2 separate regions of the Mus musculus genome follow, and region 2 is linked to region 1. A link is a loop called in an ENCODE intact Hi-C map of the cell type or tissue named here. Cell type or tissue: heart. All regions are shown on one strand. Links, peaks and the distances in the headings refer to the core of each region. The heading gives the core; the rest is flanking DNA. Region 1 overlaps Mindy4 (MINDY lysine 48 deubiquitinase 4). Region 2 has its middle 17 kb from the start of Ghrhr.

What was found. A loop is a pair of places that touch in the nucleus more often than their neighbours do. Peaks named below come from ENCODE experiments on the same cell type or tissue, not always from the same donor. Only the 100,000 strongest peaks of a DNase experiment are listed, where the experiment ranks them.
Region 2: a loop joins it to region 1, with 2.2 times the contacts of the local background. A loop is called at or near these places in 3 of 42 quality-filtered maps.

The regions. Positions count from the first base shown.
Region 1 is chr6:55,292,076-55,297,456 of GRCm38, reverse strand. All of the region lies in intron 13 of Mindy4 (MINDY lysine 48 deubiquitinase 4), which reads right to left. Among named protein-coding and RNA genes, the nearest start is that of Gm38819, 34 kb to the left of the region's middle. In heart, for the core only: no CTCF peak of the experiment used is centred there; DNase peaks (open chromatin) are centred at 1,946 and 2,606; H3K27me3 peaks cover 59 bases.
Region 2 is chr6:55,356,242-55,361,622 of GRCm38, reverse strand. No RefSeq gene overlaps it. Among named protein-coding and RNA genes, the nearest start is that of Ghrhr, 17 kb to the left of the region's middle. In heart, for the core only: a CTCF peak has its summit at 2,781; a DNase peak (open chromatin) is centred at 3,742; H3K27me3 peaks cover 505 bases.

The DNA.
Region 1 (5,381 bases), core at 177-5,176:
ATTCACACCACAGCTACTAGGAACAGTGGTGAGGATGGTTTGTGTGTGCCCATCTCTGGGCCTTAGTCAAGTCAGTCTGTTAAACAGGAGGAATTGGCTGGAACGGACTCTAATGGCTTTGCTGTGGTTTCAGTATGGCTGGAGTATGTTCTTCCAAGGGATCGTGTGCTAAAATGTAACCCCCATTGTGAGGTAGTAAGAGTGTAAAAACTGTGTACATGCAAGTCTAGAGGCCACAGGCTGATGTCTGATAGCCTCTATAACTCTCCACCTTATTGATTGTGTGTGTGTGTACACACATGAACTCACGAATACATGAACATGTTGCGTCAAAACAGAGGACTACTTTTAACCAACAAGAGTCAGTTCTTTCTTCTTTCCTCCATGTGAGATTCAGGGATTGAACTCAGGTCACTAGGCTTGGTGGCAAATGCTCTTTCCCACTGAGCCATCATGACAGCCTCTACTTTATCTTTTAAAACATTTTCTTTGAGAATTTCACATGCTCACACAATGAAATATGGTATCTACCCTCTTTAGTCCTAGCTCCTCCCAGATCCTCCAATCACACTCTTGCCAACTTCACAATAGCCCACGAAGTGCAGGTAGTGTTGGCTATATGCGGGTGGGTGGCACTGCCTTGTTTAATTTTCTTTTTTAGACAGGGTCTCTCACTGAACCTAGGGCTCACCAGTCTGACAAGTGGGCTCACTGTCTGCACCATGGAATCCTCCTGTCTCCTCAGTGGTGGGATTGCAACTGTTCACAGCCACACCTGGCTCTATGACATGAGTCCTGGGGATCTGAACTCAGGACTTCACACTTAAGAAGTGAGGACTTTCCCAACTAAGCCATCTCCCTAGCCCAAGACTGTCGACTCTTAGTAACTATGGTGTTTAGAGTTGAGGCCTTTAGGATTAGACTACAGTTGGATAAAGTCATCAGGATGAAGCCACTATGGTTGCCTTCTGATAGACTGATCAGGTGAGAGAGGGGGGAGAGGAAAGAGAGAGAGGGGAAAAGGAAAGAAGAGAGAGGGGTGGAGGGAGGGAGATGGAGGAGTCATGCATGTTCTCCCTTTGTTTTTGTGTGGTCCCTGTACCTCCTCAGGGCCCTGCCAGCAAGAAGATCATCATGGGATCCAGACCCTCAACTCCCAGATCCATAAGCCAAAATAAACACTTCTCATTTAAAACTGACCGTGTCCATGGTATGAAGTTGTTGGCAGTAGAAGTCAGCCTACCATAGAAAGCCTGCTTGAGGCTGTGACAACAGCCATTGCCACCTGAGCACAGGATTTGTCTTGGACACCACATTCCCAAGATTCCCTACCGACAAAAGAAAGCCCTGTCTCAAAGAAACAGCTGACTTGCCAAAGGTCCTTCACTCATGGATGATGGGATAGTGGGAAACCTTGGCAGCTAGTGTCCAAGGCCTGGGTACCCTCTTCCTGTTACCTCTGTGGCTCCGTACTTGGGACAGAACTTCAAACAGCACAGAGTAAAGAGCCTCTTTACCAAAAGAAATTCTCCAAACCAGAGAAACAGGTGTACACCGAGAGGAAGCTGATGGGTGAGAGCTGGCCAGGAGGAAGCATCAAGTCTGCAGCCTCGAAGCCCTTCCGGCCATCACCTTAGTCCTACCATAGGATTCTGGTCCTTTGGGCATCCTAAAGTAAGTCTCTCTTGATGCACCAAAATTATGTGTCCCAGAGCCAGTCGGCCAGCACACAGGAAAGTAGCCATGGCCACTGACCACACACATCACAAGGCCCCCAAGCAAGAAACATTGACTACATCTATTTAATAGATGTGGAAAGAGGCTCAGACACTTGGCTACTGAGAGATGGTAAGGTGAGAGAGTCTGGAACTTAGGCCTCCATGGCTACACACAGACCTGAATGCACACTGCCCACCTGGCCCTATGCCCAGGGCCTGATCTGCTTACTATATCCACAACCCAGAAGAAGCACTGAGCTGGGGCCAAGGGCAGCAAGGGCTCAGCGACTGGTCATTTGTTTTTCCATTTAGTGAAAGACAAGCAAGAACCTGGTCTCAATAGATGCTACAAGTCTAAGGTCCCCAAAATGCACACTCCTCTTCCCTTCCCATATAACATTACAAACTCAAACTCCATCGTACTTCCCCCGCCCCCCAATAAATGTGTGTGTGTGTGTGTGTGTGTGTGTGTGTGTGTGTGTGTGTGTGTGTTTGCGGTTTTATACCTGATAGACAAATGGGAAAGTGGTGCTCAGGAGATAAGGCTCCAGGTAGAATCACAGAGATCTGTAAAGAACCACAAAAGCCCAGGGTCCTCTGGGAAGGTCTGTAGGTCTTGCCCACTAGAAGCAGACCAGCATGCCTGGGAGAGAGCCAGCAAGGGGTGACTCACGGCAAGCACAGTGCTGGGTTGGCGCTAGCTGAGGCAGAAGAATTGATGGAAACGTTCTCTGTGGCATATACAACATCTTCTGACGAGAAGAAAATAACCTCAAAGCAGTCCTGGGGGGACTGATAAGCATCACTGGCCGCCGGCCACCTGTGGCTTTCAGAAGCAGCCCGATCTTCATAAGCTCTCGGCCGCGTGTTCACCCAGCGGGCTCGAAAGCCTGCGTCAGCTGGGAGAAGAGGGACTAGCAGAACGGACAATGGGAGGAAATGGTAATTGCATCCTTAGGTGCAAACACGATGGGAAATTCAGAAGTTGCCTGGATGTTAAAAGGGAGGGACATGTGTATTTCACATTAGGGCACCCGGGAGACGCCAAGGAGCAGCTTATGGCTTAAGAGATTTACAACTTTGGCAACCGGCAATGCCCAGTCCTCCCCTGGGGAGTTCTGACAAGGCCCACGTGTGAGGAGTGCTGGTCAGAGGCCATCCTCCTCTGCATTGCCTACACAAGAGATCAGCTTACACAGAAGCCTGATTCAGCCCTGAGTTCTAGTGCCAGCCTGCTGTGGGATAATTGCAAGCATTTCTTCCCTAGGCCTCAGTCTCCCGTTCTGGAGCAAAATGGTCTTTGACTAAATTATGTCTCACCAAATCCCTACATTGAACCCAGCCTGAAGAAGCAAACCTGTTTATAATCCCAGTTACTCAGGAAGCAGAGGCAGGAGGATTGAAAATCCAAGGTCAAACTGGTGCTGCAGTTCACACCTTTAATCCCAGCAATTAAGGTAGAGGCAAGCAGATCTCTGAGTTCAAGGCCAGCCTGATCTACAGATCGAGAACCAGGGCCAGAGAAATCCTAGCTTAAAAAATAACCTCAAAGCAGTTGACAAACAAAATTAAAAAGAAAAAAGAAGGAAAAGAAAGAAGTCCAATGTCAGCTGGGTTAGAGTAAGACTGTTTCAAAATTAAAAATTGAAAAGGATTGTTTAGCTCAGTGGTAGAGCATTTGTCCAATAAATGTGAGGCTCTCAGTTCAATACTCAGTATAGTAACATGTACACAGATACACTCACACAGACACACAGACACACACATAGACAGATACACATACAAAGACACACACAGAGAGACACAGACACACACACACACACACACACACACACACACACAGACACAGACACACACACACTCAAGCCCCAACAACCTATGAGACCCTCACAATATGCATCTAGGGAAAGTGAGGGCCTTTGAATGGGTGCTTTATATTGAAATGAAGCCAGAAGGTGGGTCCTGGCCCCACCACCCTGCAGTTATAAGAATAAGGTTTTGTATGCAGTTCATCTGTATGTGTACTACATCAGTGTGTTCCCAGCCTTGTTAGCACCAGCCTAGGATACTAGGACAAGAGACTTCCAATGTCATTATAGACTTAAAGCTCTCTTTTAACAAAATCTTCTGTGCAGAAGTCCACTTTACAGAAGCCAAGGACAGAGCTTCTATGTTGAAGGCAAAGATTAGCTTGCTCCATAATTCCCACTGGGATCTTGAGCTACAAAAGCTAAGAGGCCAGGGTCCATCCATATGGCCATGCTATTCGCCAGAAGCTGTCCTATGCTTCAGGTCCCTCCAGCAAACTGTGCTTTCCTACACTGCAATGCCAGGAAGCACACAGTGGGAAAGCCTCCATTAACCTGGCCTGGTAGGTGGGACTCAGTAACTGCTCCCAACATCTCAGCATTTGGGAGGAATGGGTCAGGATCAAGGAAGCTGCACTATGGGTCACCTAGTGACAAGAGGCAACAGAGAGCACTGCTTGGGAGGGCCAGCAAAAACCAAGCCCCTTGAATCTCTTCACCATCTGGAGGTCCCTAAAACCACTGACCAGAGGCAAAGAATACAACAAGAGAGCCCTACAGGCTCAAGATAGGCTCTGGGAGAGGATGGGTCCAAGCCAGTAATGGATGCCATTCAAGATTCAAGGACTGAGGCATACACACATCTCACAATAGTTGGTGCTTCTGCCCTGGAGCAAGCTGACAACACAGGATAGGATCTGTAGCTGCAGATCCTTCCAAATGCTTTCTTATCTCAAAAGCGTTGGGAGGCTAGCAGGGCAAGACTCTCATCTCTCACTGATGGGGAAACTGAAGTCCCAGAAAAGACTGGACTTCATTGTTGTGTGGCCACACGGTAGGCAGTGCCAGTGTACTACGTGGTCTGACATACAGCCAGACATTAGCCTGGCCTGCCAGCTCCAGGCAGGCCAAACCCCTGAAGCCCCACCTAGGTTAGGTTCTACCAACGCTGGCTCCAGCCAGCTTGTCCCTTCACCTAAAAGTCTCCCATGTGAACTTGGCATTTGGCACAGAAACTTCTAAACAGAAGGGACAATAATAGGCGCATGTAGCCTAGAGACATGGCCCCATCTCTAGCCTATTTACCTGAAAAAGGCAGGTTGGTGGCCAGCTCAACCTCCGTCTATCCAAGTGACCAACCCCTACTAGCCTGAGTCCACACTGATGGAATGAGAGAACAGGGAAAGATTAGTGACCTCTGGGAACTTCTGGGACGGAAACAAGGCTGGCTGGTCCCTGACAGTTACCTTTGAAAGCCTTGTGTGAACAGAAACCAGCCATCCGTTTTCTGCCTAAGCACTAGTACTTGGGACCCCTGTCCAAGAGCTGCACTCCTGCACCCCCAACCTACTTCAAAGGGGTGAGTGTCTGCAGTGAGACAGGAAGCTGTAATACAGCTGAGAAAATCTGGGTTCTCAGTCAGTGAGGACTGGGTTTAAGCCCAAAGGCTGCCATTTAAAACTTGTCCCTTCTTCGGAGTCTGTGTCCCCAAAGGCCACATGAGCATGGCAATGCCTCCTATTATGGGTTACTGTGAGAACAGAGTAAGATAAACTATATAAAGCCTCTGGCATGTGGTAAATGTCACTTCCTTTTTCTTCCAAACACAATAATCAAAAACAGGAAAACAACGACT
Region 2 (5,381 bases), core at 272-5,271, 64 kb before region 1:
AACAAATTATCAATTACCTAAGGTTGGGAGAAGGGGATGGACACAAAAAGATTCCTGTGTTGTAATGTGGTGTTAGAGATATTATTTTGTGCATCTTATGGGCCCCATCTTACTGTTTAAATTATAAAATCCAACTGGAATGTTAAAGGCCCCCAGATGAGAGTAGTCTGTGACAAATTAACTTGGCTGGATCACAAATGTATGGCCTATAGTGGACAGAGAGAGAGGATATGGTCTAAGTATTTTCGTCTGATGCTGTGAAGCTAAAGACAATAAAAGAATTGCACATATATTAACCTCTGTCAGTTTGCTTTTCACCAGGATGTAAGCCAAACAATGGGCACTCTATGGTGGAACAAATATTATAGTTAAGAAGCTAGGAAGCTCAAAAAGAACCAACGGTTTGTGCTGAAGCAGAATCACAGTGTAAAATCAAGCTTCTTTTTTAATAGACGATATGACAGATGATTAATTGACAGGTTAATATATTATCAGTATACAAAATTGTCAATCCATAAACATATGTGTATATACATATGCATGTTCACAAATGTCCCACTTCTGGCCTTTGAGGTCACAGAAGCACCAATATCTCCACAGCAACAAGCACCAAACTACTATTTAAATACATTTAAATACCACCTACAATATAGGATATAGATTCTAGTGACATGGAGAGGACATCATAAATAACTAGGGATAGGCCTGGAGGAACCTCTCCTGGTGCCAGGAACAGACAAAGTGTCCAGTGGGGGAAAGAGGTATAACTGGGGAGAAAACCCAGGCATATAGGACCAGCACCAGGCCTGGCTGAGCTCCCAGAGCAAGGCCTGGGCAGGTAAGCCCTCAAATAAAGAGCAGGGTGTGGAGTTATGACCTAAAGAGAAGAGCAAATACCTGCTCAGTGCTATAAGATGACAGAGATAGGATATCTCTTCCCTGCAGGAGGATTCCAGTCAGTAAAGGGAGCTGAAAGAAGGAACACAGAACATTCCCTTTACAACAACACGGGAGCAATGGCTGCCAGCAAACCCATCACCAGCTGCAAAAGTTTAGGAAGAAGGGGATATTTGTCTGGTCTCCAAGTATCCTCCCAGATGTGCATTAGATAGGAAGTGGGAAAATGGCAACGTAGCAGTAGAGAAAGGCGTCAGTCTGAAACATTCTACCATCTCACCTTCAGGGAGAAGCCAGGTGCACCTTGGTGTGATGTAATGAGAACATGTGTCATATTCTCCAAGCTCAGTTCTTACACAAAGCATGTGACAGATGCTGAAAACATGCTGGACCTACACAGGTTATAGCAGACCAGGGAGACATAACTGGATCTTGGTCTTGAGAAAATGTGCAGTTATACACAATGCAGTGTTAATGCTGAGCCTTACTTTTTTTCTTCATCACCACACTGAGGCTGTGCAGGGAGATTTACCATTAGCAGAACTAAGTGTGACATCTGCAGTGGTTCTAAGCCTAACGGCCTTTCCTCCCACCTAAGACAAAAAGGCAAGCTACTGGGAGGAACCATTTCTAAAGTATATATGCCATAAAAACCACCTACCACTTAATGATACGGAAGCAAATGGACTTTAGAAGAGTGGACAGGTTTATAACAGTTCAGGAAGCTCTGACTAGCAAGTAAGAACACTTTAAGATATGCAGCATCACTGGCCATTAGAGAAATATGAACATCACCATGATATGCCACTCCACGCCAAACTAAAGAGGCTAACTGTGCATAAAGGCATACGTGCATGCCAGTGCACTCACTGGCGAAGGTGTGAGCATCTACTGTTCTGGAATGCGAAACAGAGCATATCTAGAAAACATAATAGCAGTTTAGTATAAAGACAAAAACACTTATAGGAGCCAATCATCTTCCTTCCAGGAGAAGAGGAACAAAACAGGATCGTTCAGAGACTTCTATTCAAATATCTTTATCCACTGTAGCTCAAACCTGGAAGACTCCAGACACCTACTGCCGGTGGACACCCATGAGGTATATGCATGTCATGGAATATTACTTGAGAATTAAAAAAAAAGTGGGTGGGGTGAGGGGACATAGCTCTTACACAGCACAGAGGTGAATGCCAAGGGCACTGTGTGAGTGAAAGGAATCAGACTCGGTATAATTCCTCCCGCGTGCAAGCCTACAGGAACTGAGCTCAGGCAGCAGGGAAGCTGAGAGGTAGCCAGGGCACACGGGGGGGGGGGGGGGGGACGACATGAGTGGAGAGTAAAGAGCCAGGGAGGAACTATTTGGGGATACTACGGAAGCTACAGGGACCATGATCATGGTTATGCACACTGGGTAAAATCCACTCAATAAGTATCATTAAAATGCATAGGTTTTAAGAGAAAAACAGAAAGTGCAGAAGTCGTTTTTTTTTTTAACCCAATGTTTATATATATAAGTGTCTGCCTGAATGTCTATATGTTCCCAGGGACAGAGAAGGGAGTGCTGTAATGTGGGTAAACCGCCAAAACAAGCATTATCTTTTACTCCAATATTCTTGTGTGTGTGTGTGTGTGTGTGTTTTTAATTATCTGGACATTACATATACAATTACATTTAAATTGTGGCAGTAGCGAATGGTAGGGCTTTTCTACCACACTGGGTGGGTACTAGAGATACCAGGGTGAAGTATTTCTACCCATCCCATAAACAGGTGGATTTTTTTGATAGTGGGCAGTTTCCTTCTCCCTGGCACAGAGAGCAGCCTAGTGTCTGCAAAGCTTAGCTGAGACTTTTTGGTCCCGCCTGCATCCACTACCCCTAGTGGTGAAACTGAGCAACTACATCTCTTTCTAGCTACAGACTCCAGATAATTTCCCAATCAATTGTCAAGGGTCCCAAACACTTACCCAGGCTGGGGTGGAGCCTTAGACATGGACAGCCTCAGGGGGTTAGCTGCTTCTGGATACTTGGCTCAAATGGCTTTTTGACGCAGCTCACGGGTCGTACTCCGGGTAAGATCAGAGCAACCATAATTCCTAGATTTGCTCCCATGTTGCCCTCCTTCCAGAGAAAAGAAACAGTCTAGAACAGCGGTTCTCAACCTGTGGGTCACAGGATTATATATTAGGTATTTACATTACAATTTATAACTAGAAAAAATACAGTTATGAAGTAACAACAAAAAAGTGTATGGTTGGGGGGGGGGGGTCACCATGACATAAGGAACTGTATTAAAGGCTTGCAGCATTTGGAATGTCGAGGTGACTGGTCTAGAAAAAGCAGGGACCCTGGCACCTGGGAACGGATAGCCCAAAGGCACATTCCTCATCCTCGGCATCTCTTCACCATAGCTAAGCAGCTGCTGGCCACTCTCTCCTGATTCCTGTGGTGACCCAGCCTTCGTGGGTCACTCTCAGAGATACTTCTGTCCAGAGTTTAGTGTGTCTTCTGTCTTAGAATTAAGGGTCAAAATTGGGGTCAAGGTAAAGGCTAGACTTCTATGGTATGAATTTCTAGGGTTCATGTACTGGACATTGAAGGCCCAGAGTTACCTGTGAGAAGCAAGGAGGTCCCAGAGGAAGAGCATTCCAGTTTCCCCAGAGAGGGTGGAAGGACCACGCTATATCTGTCCTTGACCATGTCCACTCAATGCCACCCTGCCCAGACCCCTGCTTCATTTCCTGGAACCCCCCTTCCTTTTCTGCCAGTATCTGGTCAGGGTAACTGCTAAGGGGGTGGAGGTGAAGGGCAAGGTAGCTGCGAGAGGCAAGGGTGAGGAGGAACGCTGGCCTCCAGCCAAGCCAGGCGATGTGGGAACAGTGTCACTTTGTTTTCCTCTAGCGGAAGAGTGCTTTGATGCGTACATGGGTAACTCATTCTTTTATAAACTTCCAACTTCTCCACAGACTTTGCCCTCCTCCTAGCAGCGGGGACTCCTGTGACTTGGACAGTCTCAGCTGTCCCTTGCATGTGCCCTGTGTGGATAGTTTGCAGGAGAAAAGGAGGTTCTCTAAGTGGTGGTAAAGCAGTCACGGCATAATAGCTTAAAGAACCCAGGGAGGAGTGTGCCCAGAGCACTGTGGGAGCATCCTGAGGGGAGAAACCCCAAGCCCCCGCAGAGAAAGAACAAGAAGGGCTACAGGTTGAATTCCAGCTGGCCCTGACTCCTGGGCACGGCAGGAAAAGCAAGGGAAAAAACCTTTCCCTTGTTCGATTTCTGGGCAGAGACACTGAGAACCAGAGAGGAGAGCAGACCTATCCAGGGCCACACAGCCCTGAGTCACACAGGACTCAGGCCCAGGCCAGTGCCCCAGGGCCAGGCACTCCACTTAGAGCCATGGTGGGATCCACAAAGTGAGGCACCTCCAGGCCAAGCCCTTCCCACTTTCTCCTTTAGTTCTGTTTCTTTTCTTTCTCCACTCTGCATTGTCGCCCCCTGTACTTGGGGAAAATAGTTGCCTGGGGAAATGGTGACTCAACCCCACTTGGGGTTTATCCAGCCTTTAATGTATAGGTGGAAGAGAACAGCAGCTGCAGATGGGGGGAACTAAGAAAGGTGAGCCAGAGCTCTGTGGTGCCAGAGTCTAAGTCCACAATGACCCATTCTGTAGATGGAGAAACTGAGGCCACAGTGATCATTGAAGATCAAATGGTTGGTATCAGACCCCAGGTTCTAAGCCAGGCTGTCTGACTCTGCCTCATGTTGACCAGGATAGCATCAAACTCACAGTGGTTGATTTGGAATTCCTAATTCTCGGGCATACCTCAATGCCCAACTATATATTTTATTTTATATTATTTTTTATTTTCTAATGAAATAAATAATTGAAGTGCTTGGGAAAGCTGAAAGAGGCAAAAAATGAGAAAGTCACATTGTTCCAAGCAAGAGGGGTGAAGCCTTGAGAGAAAGAGTCAACACTGGGACACACACACACACACACACACACACACACACACACACTCATTAGCTCCCTCCTTTTCCTGAGCACCTGGTGCTGAGGAGCCCTTCCTTCCATTTACAAATCTAGAATGTATCCTGGTGTGGTTCAGAGAGCCTGGAAGACTTGGGAGAGGAGAGCAGCCCTAATCCCTCTGGGAGTACATGGGGCTGGGCCAGGACTTTGCCACTTGAGCTTCCTTCAGAGCTTCTGGGCCTGGGGCTTGGTGGGGTGCAGTGGGGAGAAGGTGACGGAGGAGGAATGATGACAGTCAGTTCTGATCTGAGGAGGAGCCTGTTTCTTGGGGAAGGGGTGTAAATCCAAGGTGGGGTAGAGACCTAAGGCCTTCTGCCTCTCCCTGCAGCTCCCCTCCCCACCTCCTACCTGATTTGTCTTTGTCCCGCCCACCCTTATTTATAAACCACATGTCCCCGTGTCCCTGCCTGCCCTGCCTGTTTGTCCACAGCTTCAGCTGCTTCCCCTGATAA